Regions from separate parts of the Homo sapiens genome. Here region 1 is linked to region 2. A link is a loop called in an ENCODE intact Hi-C map of the cell type or tissue named here. Cell type or tissue: heart right ventricle. All regions are shown on one strand. Links, peaks and the distances in the headings refer to the core of each region. The heading gives the core; the rest is flanking DNA.

What was found. Hi-C counts contacts between places; a loop is a spot of excess contacts. Peaks named below come from ENCODE experiments on the same cell type or tissue, not always from the same donor. Only the 100,000 strongest peaks of a DNase experiment are listed, where the experiment ranks them.
Region 1: a loop joins it to region 2, with 8 times the contacts of the local background. A loop is called at or near these places in 2 of 110 quality-filtered maps.

Annotation. Positions count from the first base shown.
Region 1 is chr22:22,688,906-22,697,967 of GRCh38, reverse strand. It overlaps LOC112267890 (a long non-coding RNA gene), which reads left to right and starts at 3,954. Exons shown (of 3, transcript XR_001755447.1): 1 at 3,954-4,298; 2 at 4,537-4,821; 3 at 4,891-5,212. It overlaps LL22NC03-102D1.18 (a long non-coding RNA gene), which reads left to right. Exons shown (of 3, transcript XR_001755442.1): 3 at 1,542-2,139. It also overlaps IGL, the pseudogene IGLV3-24 and IGLV2-23. RefSeq lists enhancers at 63-462, 523-642, 5,093-5,142. In heart right ventricle, for the core only: a CTCF peak has its summit at 5,006 (motif pointing left); no DNase peak of the experiment used is centred there.
Region 2 is chr22:22,346,942-22,356,003 of GRCh38, reverse strand. It overlaps IGL and IGLV5-48. Among named protein-coding and RNA genes, the nearest start is that of VPREB1, 110 kb to the right of the region's middle. In heart right ventricle, for the core only: no CTCF peak of the experiment used is centred there; no DNase peak of the experiment used is centred there; H3K27me3 peaks cover 1,360 bases.

The sequences.
Region 1 (9,062 bases), core at 3,514-6,013, 340 kb before region 2:
AGCAGAGCCCAGGCCATGGTGGAGACGTCCCGAGAGCGCTGCCTCTTGTGACCCCAGCACTGGCCCTGCCCCAGCCCTGTCTTATCCCCTTTGCCTCAGAGGAGGGCGGGGCCTCCATGAAAATCAGCATCCTGGGCTCCTCTCCTCACCCCACCCTCACGTGGGCCTGGGCTCAGAGACTTTTGCTTCCCTGGACAGCAGGGCTCAGCTGAAGAGATGAATGTTCTTGTTTGTGCATGCTGATGGCAGGAACTTAATTTTTTTTGTACCTGATTTGCTCAGGAGAGAAGGATCTGCTGAAGTCTCTCACCTGAGTGAGCTCCTGGCCCTCAGTGCCTCTGCTGTGTAGTGCCTGTGTCTCTGTGACTCTCTAGGCCTGGGCATACCCCACAGCGCCCTCTGCTTGGCACCCACCTCCAGCCTGTCTCTACTGTCAGGAAATGGGGCTGCCCACCCCGTGGAAACCTCTGCTGGGTGGCGCTGGTCTCTGGTCTCCCCAGCTGCAGCCTCATCCCATCCCCACCTCCACGTTTTGTGCTGAAGCATCTGCACCATCGAATCCCTGGAGCACATCAGCCACCCCAGGCAGTGCACCCACATCCACACGGGGCACATGTGGGAGGGACCCTCTGGAGGGACACAGAGCACCGACCAGGGCCACAGTCCTGAACCCAAGCCAGCTGCTCCCAATCCTGCCCTTCCCACTCATGAGCAGGTGACTTGTCCTTCCCAGTCTCTGGTTCTCAGCCTGAGAAATGGGGACCACAGAGTCCACTCTGCACACAGGTGATCCATGGGGATATGAGCCAGCAGGGGAAAGGGAAAGTTTGCTAACAGGCCTTTCTATGTGCACCAGAGTGATATTTATTGGGAATGATTTATTGAAAGATTTTTTCCATTTTACTTTGATTTATGTTTTGAGTGGCAGAGATGTGTGTTTTTGGCTTTCTTGGTTTCCTCCATCTTAGCCCCTCCTTAGTGAACCATAAAACTGACCTCTCTGAACCCTGCAACACTGAAGACACACAGACAGTCTACAAGTACATTTTTGGTTTTTTTCTTAAAATGTTTTTAATCTATTTTCACCTTTCCCAATGCCTATGACAAAACTCTTTTAACATTTCATATTTTAAAAAAACTATTGGGTCGGGCGTGGTGGCTCACCTTTATAATCCCAGCACTTTAGGAGGCTAAGACAGGTGGGTCACCTGAGGTCAAGAGTTTGAGACCAGCCTGACCAAAATGGTGAAACTTCATCTCTACTAAAATACAAAAACTAGCTGGATGTGGTGGCGGGGGCCTGTAATCCCAGCTGCCCAGGAGGCTGAGGCAGGAGAATCGCTTGAACCTGGGAGGTAGAGGTTGCAGTGAGCCGAGATCATACCATTGCACTCCAGCCTGGGCGACAGAGCAAGACTCTCTCTCTCTCTCAAAAACGAAACAAAACAAAAACAAACAAAAACACAAAAAAACAAAAACAATGAATGGATTCAGGTTCCATTTAAATATTATAACATACACTATCCTGTCTTCCCACCTAGACTGAGCTATGAAACCGTGACAAGTGCATGGAGCAGCTATTTGAGCACCAGGAAAGGAAACGATACGCAGCAGTTTGGGATGACCCCAGCAGATGAAATACAACAGAGTCAGTGTGAGACTCCTGGATTTCCTCGGTGTCCCCTGGCTGGGATCCAGACAGGCCAAACCTGAAGGGGCACAAATCTGAAAACGGAAAGAAGTCCAGGAAAGTCTTCTTCTTCAGAATTGAAAATAGAAAAAAAGTTTATTTGGCTCAAAGTGAGGGCTCAGTCCCCTGTACAAGCAGATGGTCCACACTCCTGTTCTCATTTCTCTTGCACCAGTGCCTCTCCCTGGGTTCACACTGATGTCCTATGATTGGAGATGGGGCTTCCTGCACCAGGTCACTCCACAGCCCCTGTTACCTGAAGAGGTGCAGACCAGCACTGTTCAATCACAATATGATGTGAGCCTCATTGGAATCCCAATGTCTAGTCACCACATTAGAAATACAAAGAGAAGAAAGTAAAGGAGTCCAAATAATATATTTTATTTACCTAGCATACCAAAAATAGTATCATTTTCATATGTAATCTAAGTTCAATTATTTATGTAACATTTTAGATACCTTTTCATGTCTACTGTTATCGTTTTTTGAAGAATCATTCTGTGGAGATTGTGTGGCTGATGGAGATGTGAATGGGTTTTCTGTTGACAAGAGTGGGCTCTTAAGGCTTTTTAAGTGTCAACTTTGATACACTGAAGGAGGGGTGAAAAGAATGATTTTTTGCATAGGATGTGAGGATTGGAGATGAGCAGCATCCATCCTGCAGCTCACCCTGTGGGGGTGCATCTGTGGTCCCTGTGTCAGGTGAGGCTGCTTCTCCTGACCCTGGATTCCTGCAGGAGGATCTGATTCCAACTCTCCCTCAGAACCCAGAGCACCTGGCATGCCAGGGCCCTTTTCAGAGAATGGCAGGATGCCATGGGAGCCTGAGCTGGGCAGTTCTGGAAACTGACTCAGGATATTCAGCCCAAGGACTGGCCTTCACCCCCTATGGAAATCCAGAGACCAACTAAGGATGTTGACCTTGGCCTGACCTTCCATTCTGGCCCCATTTCCCCAAATCACAACTGAGTCCCCCAAACCTCAATATATCCTGGTCACCTCTGCCCTAAATTCAGTCTTGATGTCCCCTCTGCAGAGCCTGCCTGGAGGGCCTGTGGAAAGGGCAGCCTGGGGGGTCTCAGATCCAGGTGAATTGGGAAACCCATGCTCATGGCTTTGTCCACAGTCTTCCTGGGCTGGAGGACAAGAGTGACACGTATGGGGAAGGGGTTTGTGTCTCACTTCCCCATCTACCTCTGTCACTGTGGGATGAGGAGTCCTAATGTCCCACATCTTACAGTAATAGCCTCGTCCCCAGCCTGGGCCCTGTTGATGGCCAGGGTGGTCCTGTTCCCTGAGTTTGAGCCAGAGAATCTCAGAGATCCCTGAAGGCCGCCTGCTATCCCCATAGATGACCCACACAGGGGCCTGTCCTGGCTTCTGCTGGTACCATTAAGCACTTTTACTTCCAATACTGTTTTCCCTACAGGTGATCCTAGTCATCTGTCCTGGAGCTACTGACACTGAGGGTGGCTGTGTCAGCTCACAGGAGGTGACAGAGCCTGCAAGAAGGAAAGGGGAGATAAAAAATTTGAAACTGAGAGGCTCAACCCCAGGATATCTTGCTACTTGCCAGGGCTGGAGTGAGCCCCAGGAATAAAAGAGCTCTCAGGGCACCCATGAGCACAGGAGCACAGAGTGGGGGCATTTCAGCCCAACCAGCCCCTCCCCCTGCAGCAGGGTCACGAGCATCCTGCCCACCACACACAGGGCCCTGCTGAGCTCAGACTGATGGCCAGGCTGAACCTGGAGGCCTGGGGCTGGGCAGGTGGGTGAGACCCTGGGGGCAGCACCTGGGCAGTGAGTCAGGAGACCAAGGAAAAGAGGGGCCAGGCCATGGCTGAAGTGCCTCCAATGCTGCTTCTCAAGTCTGAGGCTGGGCAGGCTCCTCCCAGGTCTCTCTTAACCCCTTGTTGGAGAGAACAGCCCGTGATGCCAATCAGCAGAGTCAGGGGCTGCTGCTGGAGGAGCTTTGTGGTTTCCAGAAGGACTCAGCCCCAAGGGACCCAAAGAGGTTAGGGGTGGCCTTGCCCTCCCACCCTTTGCCCACAGGATCTCCTTTATCAATTGATTCCATATTCTCTGCAGACATCTCCACATCACACTGTGCTCAGCCTCATTCCTGGGCTCACTTGGTCACAGCAGAGCTCAGAGGTGACTTTGTATTTCCTAAGGAATATGAAGTCCTTCATATGGGATGATCTTTGATCTGGTCCAGGAGGTGATCATAGAGTCATGCTGGTAACTGTGGAATTATCTGGGGTCCCCAGTCCCCTCCTCCATTCTATCCTGGCTCAGGAGGGCAGTGCTTAATTTTGGTCTAGGCCTCTCAGTGTGTCCTGATCATAAATATTTTATGTTAGAGAGGAGATTTCTGTTGCAGGTCTAAATATATTTTTAGATGTTACTTTCCAGAACCCAATGCAGGTTCCCTCTTCATCTCCACTGTGCAGATGATAACACACACCTTGGAAAGGTGCAGGTCCCACCGCAGGGCACAGCTCCTGAGTGGTAGAGGACAATGGAATTTCTTATTTGTCAAGTGCACACAGAGTGCTGGAAGATCCATGAGGTGATGGAAGTTTCTGCCTTGGCTGCAAGCTCCTGGGTAGGTCATAGCTGCTGTGCCTCAGTATCTCCAGGATGCTGTCAGGATCAGAGACAGATGAGAAGGCGAAGGAAATGTTTGCTCCATGAGAGAATGAGAGGGGGCTGCAAACTCCAAGACCCCCAGAAGTGAATGTTTATTATAACTAAGTTGTCGTCAGTTGTTGGGGAAAATGTATCAATGATTAAGAACTTAAGTCAACTAAAGGTTAATGAGCAACTATTTTGTGACTCACCAGGAAATCAAGAGCCATGATTTGGCAGCTTCCCCAGGAGAGAGTCCGGAAAGACCAGGGACAATGAAAGTGGAGGAGCAGCCAGGAAAGGAGAAGCCACTGTGTCTGCAGGACAGGGGCTCCCAGAGCAAAGGGGAGATAAAGGGGACACCTGTGACCTCAGGGAGGACACTGCACATGGCAGGGACACCATTTTAGCACAACTGGGTGTGTGAGGAGAGGGCACTGTGAGAAGTCAAGTGCCTGGAGCTGTGGCAGAGAAAGAGGCAGCATCTGCAAGAGCTGAAGGTAAAATCCTATTCTAGAATTTCTACATGAGTGTCAAGTACACAAGGACAATACTCTATGAAAATAAAGACCCTTTCATTCCAGGTGTGAGATCATGGTCACTGGCTCCTGCTGCATGTCAGCGTCTCCCTGTCACCCAGGCCCGCCCCATCGCCAGGTGGCTTTGCCAGGTAACTCTCTGCTTCCCCCTGGTGGCCGCTCCACACTGTGGGCTGGGGGCTCAGGGACTTCCTGGGTCTAGGTGTGGATTCAGAACCTGCTGTTCAGGTCCCTGATGCCCTGATCCGAGGACTGCTGGTCCCAGGGGAGGAACACCTCTTCTCTGTGTGGCCCCTGCCTGACTCAAGATCAGGTACAAGGGGCTCAGCTTACCCAATAAAATACAAAAGTATATATGTAGAAACACTGAAATCAAACCCGCATCATATTGGAGAAGAGTAACCTGTAAGAGGCAGTGTTGGGGAAGAGCTGGCTCAACGCCCTGTGGTGAAGAGTCTTTTGTGTGTGGGGATCTGAGAGGACAGCAGAAACCTGAGGGAACCCGGGACTCAGATCAGTCCGTGTCTGATGTGATAGCGTCTTGTAAATGAAGAGCAAGGGGCAGATGTGTGGTGCAGTCAGGTGTAAGAAGGAGAATTTCCTGTTTATGCTCAGGTGATCTGTGAGGGGCTGGGCACACACACTCCTTGGTGGTCTACAGGATGCAGCTGCTGATGCTGGAACTAATTAGACACAGGTGGGCTCAGGCAGGCCCTTCAACTGTCCCTGCTTACCTGGGGCTGGAGCCACTAGGGGGTGGTGGCTAAACTGCTTCAGCCGTCCTCCCAGTGCCCGCCTTGCAGCCTTGGGGAAATTAAGCTTCTGTCACTTCCATTGATCCTGGGTCATGCTCAATGCACCCAGAACAAACAGATTGACCATTTACTGGAAAGTTCTCTGGGAGCTCCCCACTTAACTCAGCCATGAAGAGCGCATGATGGGGCACCCCTTTCAGGGGCCAACTTGTTGTTCCCAGGCTCTTACCCCAGAGGAAGACAAAGCCCTTGGCATAGCTGGGGTGTCTGCTGTACTGGTGGGTAGGTGTCTGCAGAGAACAGGTTTCCTTGAATGTCACCATTCTTCACACACCTTCACATGTGACAGCAATGCATCAGTAACATTTTTTGACTCATCAATCTTGATAGAGAAGCAGCTGTTTGCCAGGTTATTACACAAAAACCTTTGTGCAACATTTGCTGTGCCTTCCATGTGCTGACTCATCACATGTGGCAGTGTGGTCTTTCCCATGCCCCTTCCTGCTCCTGGTACAGGCCTTGTTCCTTCCACACCATGGCATCACTAGTTCCTCACCAACCCTGTTTTGTTCCTGCTCTCGGCAAAGCCTTCTGCTACTAATTAACCTGCTTCCTCAGCCTGTTCTCTCAAAGTCACTTTGTGTACCAGAGTTTTGACCTCAGTTTACTGTGAGGGTCAATGGCTGTTAAAAATCATCCTCTCCTTCACCTGTGTAATGGCCGTGATTGGCAGTGAAGGGCTTCTTCTTACAGAGCACCTGCTGAGTGCTAGTGTCTGGTTGGTGGAGATTCAGTGCTGGAAATTCCATCTGCAGAATAAACAGTTCCCTCAACTTCTAAATCCATCGATAGGTCCTGCCCACACACACACATCGGTGGGCAGGGCCATCATCAGCTGCTGTCTTCCTTCTATCAACTCAGTGCCCAAAAGTCATAATACCCTTCACCTTGATGGTGAAAACATCAAATGGACTCATCACTTGAGCAAGGTCCTACTGCACGCAATGAACCTGGTCCAACGGTGCATGAGAAACTTGAGCTTTTCTTGTGGAACTTTTGGTAAAGTGTTTCATAAGCCTTGGGTTGCAAGCAATACTGTTTGAAAAATGTTGGATCAGAGAGAAATAGCAACCAAGTATCAGCATGGGAAACTTAAGCGTCCTGGCTGGGAAGGAAATTAAACAACTGTAAGAGACATTCTTGTGCAATTGGGAAACATGACTACGGTCTGCATAGGAGAGAGCTGTTGGTATCCTCCCTTGTGATAATGAGAGAGACAGAGACCCCAGTATGGCCGTGTCCACAGTTGTCCCATCCAGAAAGAGTGTACATATGTGCTGATGACCATAGTCTGTAAACTTTAGTGCATGCACATGATTTCACGATTAAACCAATTGTACTTTTAAAGAAGGTAATAAGCAGACTGAGACCTTCCAAGTGAGAAAAAAAGCCCAACAAACCTGGCCCTAGAGACTGGAATCAGACATCTCTTCTGGAAAAGGGCACCATCCTCACCCAGCAGGACCTTCCCGTCATGCTTGCAGCCCCTGGGACATGGAGCAGAGGGGCAGGTCCTGGACTTGGCATCAAGGGTTCTTAGTGAGCTCCTCAGAAAGCAGCCCAGAGCCCAAAGATAAAATCCACACTATCAGGGCACTAGAGGGACATCCAGTCAGGTCTGACCTACCTGGGGAAGGTGATGGGACTTTGGGGGCCATGGGAGTTCAGCGTGCCCCAAAGACAGTCCCCAGGTGGGATGAAAGGTAGTGTCTGTTCTTCCTCTTCAGTTTCTGTGAAATGTCAGCACAGAAAGGGCCCTGGGGCCAAAAGGGGCTGGGTCTCCAGTCCTCCTCAGGCCTCAGGCACCCCTTTAGAATGCGGAGGTCAACTGAACTCATCTGGAAACCAGAGGAGACACAGCCTCTGGAGCTTCCACTAAGCTGCTTATACCCAAGGAAAAGAGAAATTCCACAGGACTGTACCCTCTGCGACAGCTCTTTCCTCCCCTGTGTGATGTGTGATTACATCTGGGGCCATGTGATGTTGTGTGGATTCCTAAACCTTTCATGTACACCACAAACCTGACAGAGGTTCCTGCAGCTCCAACCAGCTTCCCCCTGTCCACTCACTTCTCACTGGACACATGCAGGCCCTGAGAGGATGGAGAAGCTGCTCAGAATCACCAGCCCTGCAGGGGCCAGGTTAAGACCAGAGAGGACGCCTGACCCTGAGGCCTGACCTTCAGCTGCTCACAGGGCAGCTGAGAATGAGAGCCAGGCCGAGATGGGACAGTTCTGTGGCTAGTCCCTGTCTCTCTGTGTTACTATGAGTCCCTGCCAGCTGCTCCCACTGTTATTATCTGCAGTTCAGCAATAGTCAGTCTCTTCCCGGGCTTGGGCTCCATTAATGGTCATGGTGGCCATGTTCCCTGAGTTGAAGCCTAAGAATTGGGCAGATGTCCCTGAGGGTCAGTTGCTGTTATACTAGATGACCAGCACCATGGACTGGCCTGGATTCTGCTGGTTCCTTAATGCATGTTTATCTCAAGGTTATCTCCAGAGTATGTGCTCATGATTGTCAGTCCCAGGGCCACCAACACTGAGACCAGCTGTCTCTGCACATAGGAGGCACAGGGCTGACAGAAGAGGAGAGGAGAGGAGAGGAGAGGAGAGGAGAGGAGAGGAGAGGAGAGGAGAGGAGAGGAGAGGAGGGCGTGAGGATGAAGGGTCCATTCCCAGAAGGTCCCAACCCGGAGCTGAACTTAGGGTTTGGGTAGGCCAATTACAGTGTCATATATTGAGTGGTTTAATGGAAGGTCTTTCACTCTTCGTAAAGTGTCTTTTAAAATATTTTCACATTACTGTCCTATAAAATTTTCACAATTGAAATAATTAATCTTTCATCTTCTCAATATAAAAATAAATTTCTCTCAGTGGAGGTGAAACCTGTTTTGGGTAGCAAGATGTGGTTGAGGGGATCCCAGGGTAGGTGGGGGCCAAGTAGTGGCATTTTATTGCCAAAGACACTGTGGCTTGGTTACCATAATGCATAGCTGAGCATGCAAGGATTCAGAATAATCAGACAAGATCATGTGCGTGGTCTAAGTGGTCCTGGGGTCCCAGCCTCCCTCTACTTATTTTTTTGAATGAGCAGAAAGCTCCATTTGAGAAAGACTGTGAAGGCTCCTGGGCCTCAGCAGAGGCTCTGTGTGATTGTGGCCACACAGCTCACCATGTGACCCAAGTTGCCAGTATGCTAGGTTTGGTCTGAACCACAGTCCCGGTTGGCCATTTCCAGCAGCTCCTCAATCACATGGCAGGGATGTATTTGTGACTTGAGGGACTAGGTCACGAGGCCCAAGTAAGTTTCATGAAGAGTTGGCCAAATAGACATGACCGGAGCCCTGCACCATGTCTTCCTCTCAACCTACAGCCTTGACGTCCTGAG
Region 2 (9,062 bases), core at 2,169-4,668:
AAACCAGTCCGTATATGTAACTGAAATAAAATGGATGCTGTGTTTTGGGATTGCATTTCAAGGGTGTCATTATTTTAAATGTTCCTTTTAGTGTAAGCCATGCTCCTTTACATAATTTTCATAGTTTTTATAAAAAGTTTATTGTGTTTATATAACACATCAGGCATATTGTTTTATTTATTTCCAAGTAGAAATAAACTATTAGAGCTGGGCTTCACTTCCTGTTTCTTCTCATTGCTTTTTCTTTGATGATGCATAGATGTTCACAGTGAATTTTGTTTTCCTTTCCTCCCACCTTAATGAACAGGGGGTCACCGAGGCTGAGCAGTGTCTCACATACAGGAGAAGGCTGCCCACGGCCTCCTCCCTGCCCACGGATGCGCTTCCTGGTGGATGCCCCATCAGCTCTTAGGCTGAGGGCAGAGAGAGGAGCAGATCCACGGCTAAGGAACCTGGACACCCAGAGGATCTGGAAGGAAGGGGCAACAGTTGCGACAGTGAGCCCTGGACAGAAGACACTGACTGTGGATTTTTTATGTGATTCTCCTCAGGAACCCTCACAGACAAACCAAACCCCAGTCTCTACGTGTCTTCAGGGTGCCGGTCCTTCCAGGTCCTCTTTTTGTCACTGCCCTAGGCCCCGGGCATCCTTCTCCTATGAGTCACAATGGACAGTCTCCTCTTCAGGGTGCACCCTCCTTACCACATCTGACCCCACACCCATCTCCTCATTCCTCCATAAACCATCCCCTGCTCACTTCCATTAGCATTTTTACATCATTCTAGGATCACAGCCTCCCAAGGATGTCTCTGCAGGATATCCATGTTGCAGAGAGCTCAGACCTTTGACAGGACCACTGTGCCTGGGCCACCTAAGGCTGAGCATTTCTCTTGCTTCTCTTCTAGAGCAGCTCTAGGCCGAGCCAGATCCAGACCTCTCAGAATGCTGAGCCCACGTTTTCTTAAGTGTCAGACTTCCGCTCTCACATATGGGTCTTGGGTCACACAGGCTGGATTCTCCTTTCTTGTCATCTTTCCCACAGTTTCAGAGCTCAGGAAATGATCAGCACACCTGCACCAAAAGGAGAGGACACCTGTGGGACCAGGCTGAAGGCTCCTGGACTTCTGGGTCACACTGGCTGGATTCTTTCTTGTCATCCCCACCTCATCCACACCCACCATGTGTGGACAGCTCCTTTTGCTTCTAGAAACAAGTTGATTCTGTTTCCATTGGGGAGACCAGTAAGAAAACGAGTTATCATCCCTGCACCCTTGCTCTGCTTTCAGTAACACAAGTGACAGTAAAAGTCTTGGCATGAACTGGTGTTGGTCACAGGCAGGGATAAAGGAGGGATGGGGAGACAGGATGAGTGGGGCAGATCTTTCTCTCATTTCCCCATGGAATAGGAACCCTTGGTAACATGGAGTCAGGATGCAGCTGTGTGACACTGATAACCAGCCAGTCCTCAGGCTGGAGCGCAGAAGTTGTCCAGGAGGCTGTGGGAATAAACCCAGAGCAGGAGAATCAGGCTTGGACCCCTGAGGGACAATCACTGATGTCCTAAGTCACAAAATTAGGGGCTCTTTCTGGGAGGGAATGCCCAATGTTTCTGCTGCTCCCCATGCAGAAAAAGGTGACATTGAGATGGGGGCCTTCTCAAGAGTTTCCTGGGGAGGAGTCACTTGAAGCAAACAGTATCTGTACCCAGATGTTCCACAGACTCACTACTAGAACCTGACTCAGTGAGAACCTCCAATGGTGCAATAGAGGAGAAGAGAACACAGGCCCTGAGGGATCAGCAAACCCACCCTCAGCAGTCCCCGTGGTCCTGAGTGGAATGAGCTGCAGGAAAGTCACATCCCTGGGACCTACTTCCCCCATGGCCAAGGAGCAGCCTCAGCCTTGCCTCAGCCATGGTGGAGCCTCCCCTTGACTCTCTCAAGTCCTACATAGAGGTTTACCGGCCTCAGGTCCACAGTTACCCTCAGACGTAATCCCATCTCCTGACATTTCCACTGAAATGCAGGTACCCAGTACTGAGCCAGGTCAGCACTATATCTGCAATTCCCTGACCTGTGTCCTCATGCAGCATTTCATATTTGAGTGCCTTGTTCCTGGGACACAGTGAGCCTCAGACAGCCCTGAGAACAGACTAGTGGGGATGGAAGGGGAGGTCTCTGCTTGTACACTGGAAGAGCAGAGTCCATGCTGTAGGGGACTGTTCACCTGCTAGGATGTCCCCAGGCTCTGACCATGATGTGAGCTAGGAAAGCCTCATTTTGCTTCTTTCAAGAACAAAAGTCCAGCTCCGCAGGCAGTGGTGTTAGCACATATGGACAACCAGCCAACACTTCAGGGTCGTCAGGTGCTTTGGTTTGGTTTTGTTTTACTGAGACTTCAGAAGAATGGATGGGAAATTGAGAGAAGAGCCTTTTACAACTAGAAAGTTATTTCCAAATTTAGTTTGTCCCTTGGCTGGTTATTTTAAAATTTAAAAACTGTTACAGAACAAGAACCCAGATCAGGGTGAGGTTTTCGTCCCACTTCCCCATCTGTGTGTGTCACTGTGAGAAGCACTGCTGTGCCAAATCATACAGTAATAGTCAGCCTCATCCTCAGACTAGAGCCCAGAGATGAATAAAATCCCTGCATTGGTCGAAGCATCTTTGGATCCAGAGAAGCGGCTGGGGACTCCAGAGCCCTGGTGCTTATCTGAGTCTGAGTAGTAGTTCAGGAGATACCTGGGAGGACTCCCTGGCTTCTGCTGGTACCAGTATATCCTGTAGCTACCAACACTGATGCCACTGCGCAAGGTGCAGGTGAGTCTGGCTGATGCTCCAGGAGATGCTGAGAGGGAAGTTGGCTGAGTCAGCACAGCCTGCGAGAGGGAACCTGGAAACACAGGCATTTATAGGCTTTAAGGCAGAAACCAAGGTAATATTTTTTTTAGTGATCTTTGACACGAGAGTCAGAATCAGGCTGTGTGGCTGACCCTGGTCTCTGAGGCCTTTTCCTACCTGTGCAGTGAGAGAGGAACAGGAGAAGGAGAGGAGTCCAGGCCATGGTGGACACAGCCTCTTACCCCACAGTGGGACTGGGCTGCCCCAGGCCTCCTTTTCTTCCCACCCTTGCAGAGGAGGGGCTGCTCATGCAAATGTGTTTCCACCCAGGGACTGCCGGGCCCCTCCTTGAGACCTGGGGATGCAGCTCACCTCACTCTGCAGACTAAGCAGGAGGAAGGTTTATTTTTCTTCTTGCAAGGTCCTGGGAGGAAGCACCTGTTGAGACGATACACAGGTCCCTGCTCAGGGAACTCTGCAAGGCCAGAGGGGACACAGCTGCCGAGTGTCCATCAGTGAGCACAGGGCCCAGCCTCAAGGCCTGGATTTCTTGGAGTGAATGCTCCTTACTGAGCAGCTGTGTCAGAACCACAGGGCAGCCCCACAACATCCGACGCTGGTCCCAGGAAACACACTTTCCCAAAGCTCAGAGACTTCAGAACCCAGCTGGTCTCTGCAGCTCTCCAGTCACTGTCTGTATTCACATATCCATGGTCTGATTCCCAGACACTGCTTCTATCATGCTGTGCATTATTACTGTGATTTCTCACTCCCAGAAGTAGTCTTGGTCTGTGGGATGTGCAGCCATGTACATATATAACTTTTAAAGTTGTCAGCACCCCTGCATGGCATTCTAGAAAAATCGAGTTGCCCACATGTGCCATCAGGGTGGGCATCATGAAAAATGGGTCAGCTGAGGAGCTGGGTTGAAGGGCAGCTGGGGTTGTTCAAAAGGACAGTGAAGAATGAGAATTTTCCAGGAAAAATAAATGATCCAATACATGTTAAAGACAGCAATTTAGCAAAAGTTATACATCTAATGGTTTCATATGTTTTATAGAGATTTGACTCAATTTTGTGATGTAGGAACATTAAGAGATTTTGTAGACTTTCCTGTCACAGTGTGACATATATCTCTGTTTTAAGAGGTTAGCCATTATCTCCCTAAGTAAAACGTCACTTTCTTCACAGTCGTGTCATATTTTTTGGTAAACGATTTGTCCTAAATGTTATACAATTTGTTTGTATCTTGATATTGCCACCTTTATTTTTTTACTGGATGCTTTCAGGTTATTTGAAATATCAGTATTTATTTTACCTGCGAAGTGTTTTTGCAAGTATTGAATGCCAGAGGAGACAAAGGCAGAGACCATCACTTCTCAATGTTGCCACGTCTACTCTTGTGCTAACTGTGCAAATGGCCCTTGGGTTTCTAGACTCACGAGGTGCTTTAGTGAATAATCTAGAATCAGGATCACTCACTTTTCTCAGGCACGCTCTCCTCCAGGCATTTGGAGACAGATCCCTCTCATATAGATGAGGCAGGGAAGGTACTACCTGGCTTAAACCCCTTCAGTAACTCATCATTCTTATTATAAAATCCAAATCCTGTGGCCTCTGAAGCATGCCCTTCACACTGTGGCCCCTGCACACACCCACAGCCCAACTCACAGCCCCACCCTTGCTTTTAGGGCTCCAGGCTCACTCGCTTCTCTGTCCTGGGAAACCCTGAGCTCCTGTGTTTTCCATGTTCTCCACACCAGCTTCTCCTCTGCCTGTTGGGAGAAGATGGGCTTCTACTCAAAGTCAGAGTGTAAGCTTACATTTTGTCCACATTGTACACCGGTTAAAAGCAGAACAGTTACAAACAAGGATATTTTAAACACTGGATAGCATGGAAACTTTTGAACCATACAAATATACAGATACTTTTCTAATGAATTGTTTGCACCCATCAGCCAAATTTGACCATCATCAATGTGGTTCATCTTGTTTAATTTTTCAACCCATTTTACCCATCAGCTTACTCCCTCACTGGGTGATTTTTACAACAGATCAACGAAGCAGTAAAATACAATTGGTACATAAATTAACAAATATATACATTTGAAGTGTTCCGTAATTTTTGTGGATTAAAGCAACACATTCCAAGGACTCTCACATTAATTGATCTGTTCTGTAATCATCCATGTCTAAAGTTAATTTATTGTAGTAATTGGGAAACTGAAGGAAGCACAATGAATGTTAACAATTTGCAGATGCAGGACTCACAGCATTGCATATTGGATTAGAATATAGTCCAGTTGGGCATCTACATTCCTAATTATTTATTGGCTTTACCCAGTTCTCCTAGTGGAGAAATATCTCTTCTGTGGACACAGAGCTCACAAACCCATCCTTCTTCCTTCAAGAATTTCCTCATCAAAGTCTGCTATGGGACTTGGGGTTGATGAGTTTAATGTTTGAATTGCATTGATCATATGGATGATTTAAAGCTCCGTAATGAATATTGTGAAGGAAGGATATCTAATGTAAAGTTTCTTAGTTATATAAATATTGCCAGACATTTTCCCAACTCACCCATATTAGCAGTTTATTTGCTCTCGAGGGTTTTCTGTCCCCAGAATTTGCTTTATGATCTATTCGCTTCCTGTGGTTTCTTTTATCAGGACTGGGAAAGCCCATCGCATCCTCTCCACTTTCTCCACATGAACCCATGGGATCCAGTATATATGGATCCATGACAATCAGACCATAAATGAGTGAACAGAGGCTGCAATTGGCAGCTGCAGAGACCAGCTGGGCTTTCAGGTCTCTGGGCCATGGGGAGGTATGTGTGATATATATATTTGCATTTTTATATCCATATCCTTCTCCTGCTAACCAAATCCAAAGGCAAAAGTCATTACTTAGTATCTTCCATTGAATGAACTTGGAATCTCAAACACAAAATATTCAGAATTTTTAAAAAAATTATTATCTTGACCTCAGGTTTGTACCTCTTCCTGGGATTCCAATGTAGGTGAACTCACATATTTAATAAACATGTATTGAGTCTGTCCTTAGTGCCAGGAAGTGTTTTCAGCAATGACAAGACAGAAAACAGCCAATAAACAATCTCATAGAGGTTGGATCTCAGCAGGGGAAACACAGTGAATAGAGTCACTAACTGTAAAGAAACATCTTAATGTGGATGATCCCATCCTGACAAGTTAGTCATCCTGGGGATTTGAAGCCCATTGCTGACAGCTGAGAGACGTGCACTTCTATAACCCTGACGAATGGACTGACTTGTGCAGAAGTTGATGATGTTCTTTTTGACCATGTGTGTTATAAATAATCCTTCATCGACAGGATGGGGTCAATCTCCTTGGCCTCACAAATGGCTAGGATCTCACTGTAAGGGAGAAATAAAACAGCACATTCCCATCCTCAGGAAGAATTCCTAAGGACAATCAGACAACTGAGTGTGAAGAGGGAATTAGTCATCACATAACCTGTCTCTCTTGCTCTCTTTGTGATGGAGAAAGAGCAGCGGAGATACAACAGCCCTGCAACCCTGCCCTGGGAAGGAGACAAGGAAGAAGAGAGGTAAACAGAAATGTAAATAAGGATGCCTGGGCAGGAGCTGAACATCCCGTCCCTCACCCAGACACAGAATCCTGCCTGTCCACTGCTCTCCAGCTTTTCAATTGACCTTTACCCCCACACATCACTGAGGTGGTCACAAGGACCCTGGCACATAAAGACACCTCAGGAACCTCTTGCCGATGCTGGGCTTCAGCCCTCACTGTCCCACACCTCCAAATCAGGACTGCACAGACTGCAAATCAGTGTGCCCCCAAATCAGCTACTTCAGCACTGACACCTCCCGTCTCATGGTTTCTGACAGAGCTCTGGGAGGTTTGATCGTGAGCTTTAACAGCAGTAACAGCAGCCCCTTGAGTGTGTAGGGCATCATCCCATGTGCTCTACAGTGCTCTGTCCCGACCCTTAGTGCTTTTGCTCAAGAGAAAGTAAGCAGGTCTCTGTCCAGGTGTGAAAAGTGATGGTTCAAATAAATCTCACTGAATAAGAGGGAAGGGCAGCAATGAGTCCTGAGTCCTATGAGCTTTCCAGAGAGAAGAGGAGAGTGACATGCTTGATCGCAGCTGCAGGCTGTTGTCAGGTTTCCATCACAAGGACAAGGTCAGGGCCTCAACCTAGTGACCTCTTTCCTCTAGTCCTTCTCACCATGGTGTGGGTCATGCACATTCCTCCCAGCTCAGCTGCTACATCAGATGCTAGATACCTCATCTCTCATGTGCACAATGCCACTGCTTTCTAACTGGACCTTTTGCCTTCGCACTATCCCCTCATTTTTTGTCTTCCTTGAAGAAGCTGGACTTTCCTCCTAAATCTCAAACAAAAGGCTGTGTCTTCCTTGCTTACGACCCACTAAAGGCGTTCTATCATTCTCCCCCTTCTGGCCAGTGTCACCTCTTTGATACACCACAATATGCCTTATTCCCATTGACTTCTTGACTGTCTCTCTTTAGTTTGGTGTCAGCCCTATGAAGACAGGAACCTTGTCTGTCTTGGTAACTCTGTATCCTGAGCCCTCCCCATAGCCTGGCACATAGTAGTTGTTCAGTAGACAATAGGGATGATTAGACCTCTGCATTAGTGCATGTGCCTGAGAGAGAGCCACCTGGAATCTGTCCCTGCCTCCCCTGACCCATCTCGGGTCTGTCCCCAGAGCAGCCTGTTCCTGGAATCAAAGGCTTTCTGATTCTTTTGAAGCAGTCTGACAATGTGCCATTGCTAAGGGCTCCCTCTGTGGGCTGGCTCTGAAAGAACAAAGCTGCATTCTCTAGATCACTGTCCCTGACTTGAGTCCTGGGCACTGGTTAGTGGCAGCACCAGGAAACATACACACAAACGGTAAAGAGCCCAGTTGTCCTGACAGTGGGTGGTGCTGCAGGTAGCTCATACTCATTGGAAACCTGGTGTGCCTTTGTCTCAGTTCCCCAGACTGCAGCACTGTGGGGACCTCGATGGAGCTGCCTAAAGCCAACAGCAGAGATCAGCCTTGTCCTAAGCCTGTAGCCCAGAGATGCTCAGCAATGCCTCCTTGCCAGACCGGTAGCCTGAGATTCAGTCCTGGATCCCTGCAGGTGGATATTCGCCGCAGGATATGGATATAAATATATGGATCCGTACATATGTATCAGAGGTTTGGCGGCACTTCCTGGTCATTGTTGGTACCAGGACACAAGCCCAAGACCCTTATTGTTGCTGCTTCCAGTGCAGGAGATGGTGACTGGTTTAGCCACAGACAGACTGGTTAAACTGTTATATTAACTATTATCTATATAAACTATTATATTGAACTCCACTTAAACTCTTGTGTCTGAAGAGTGAACTCTATTTAAATACAGGGATATTGTTTGTGGTATCCTTGTAGTGATTCGTAAGATGCAGTACACACATTTATTGGCACTTTTTTTTCTAGATATCGCTGGCCTTTATATGACAATGTGCTGTAAATGAATAGTTAGGATCATCAGCCTAGAGTTGATAACTGAGCTTGGAAAGGTGAGGAGAAACTAACAAGAGTATATTATGTGAAAAACGCCTAGCACTGAGGACATAAGATATTATTGAGTAGTGACACAGTACCCCAGGAAGGACACTGAAAGGAAGAGTCTAATGTGGGGGGAAAGCAGGAGAGGCCACTCAGGGCTCTTAATTGTAGGCTTTGGGTCAGATCAGGCTGACTCTGATTCCAGCTCCCAGGACACAGAGGAAGAGGGGGACTGGGATAACACCGCTGTGCCCAGGACCCCATGAGTGGAGAATCTCAGCAGCAGCCCCCAGATGCCTGGGGAGCAATTGTGTTGGGATGAGAGTAGATGGGGCCTCACAGGGAATGTATGGCCAGAGGGAGAGCTCATTGTGCTGAGCCCCTGGGTTTGGTTGTCACTTCAGGAGGGGCAGCTGAAGAAGAGGCACCTGTGTGCTGGTGGTCAGTTGTGCTACGGGTTTCATTTCTTTTTTAAAATTTAAAAAATTGTTATGGGTACATAAGAGTTGCTTAAATTTTCACTTTTTGAACTTTCTCCATTCTCATTATTAACTGTGGGAAGAGGAGACTATGATGAACCTTTTTTTTTTAATGCTGCTTTTAAAAAATAAAAATGGGATCTCAGGCTTGTCTTGAACTCTTGACCTCAAGTGAT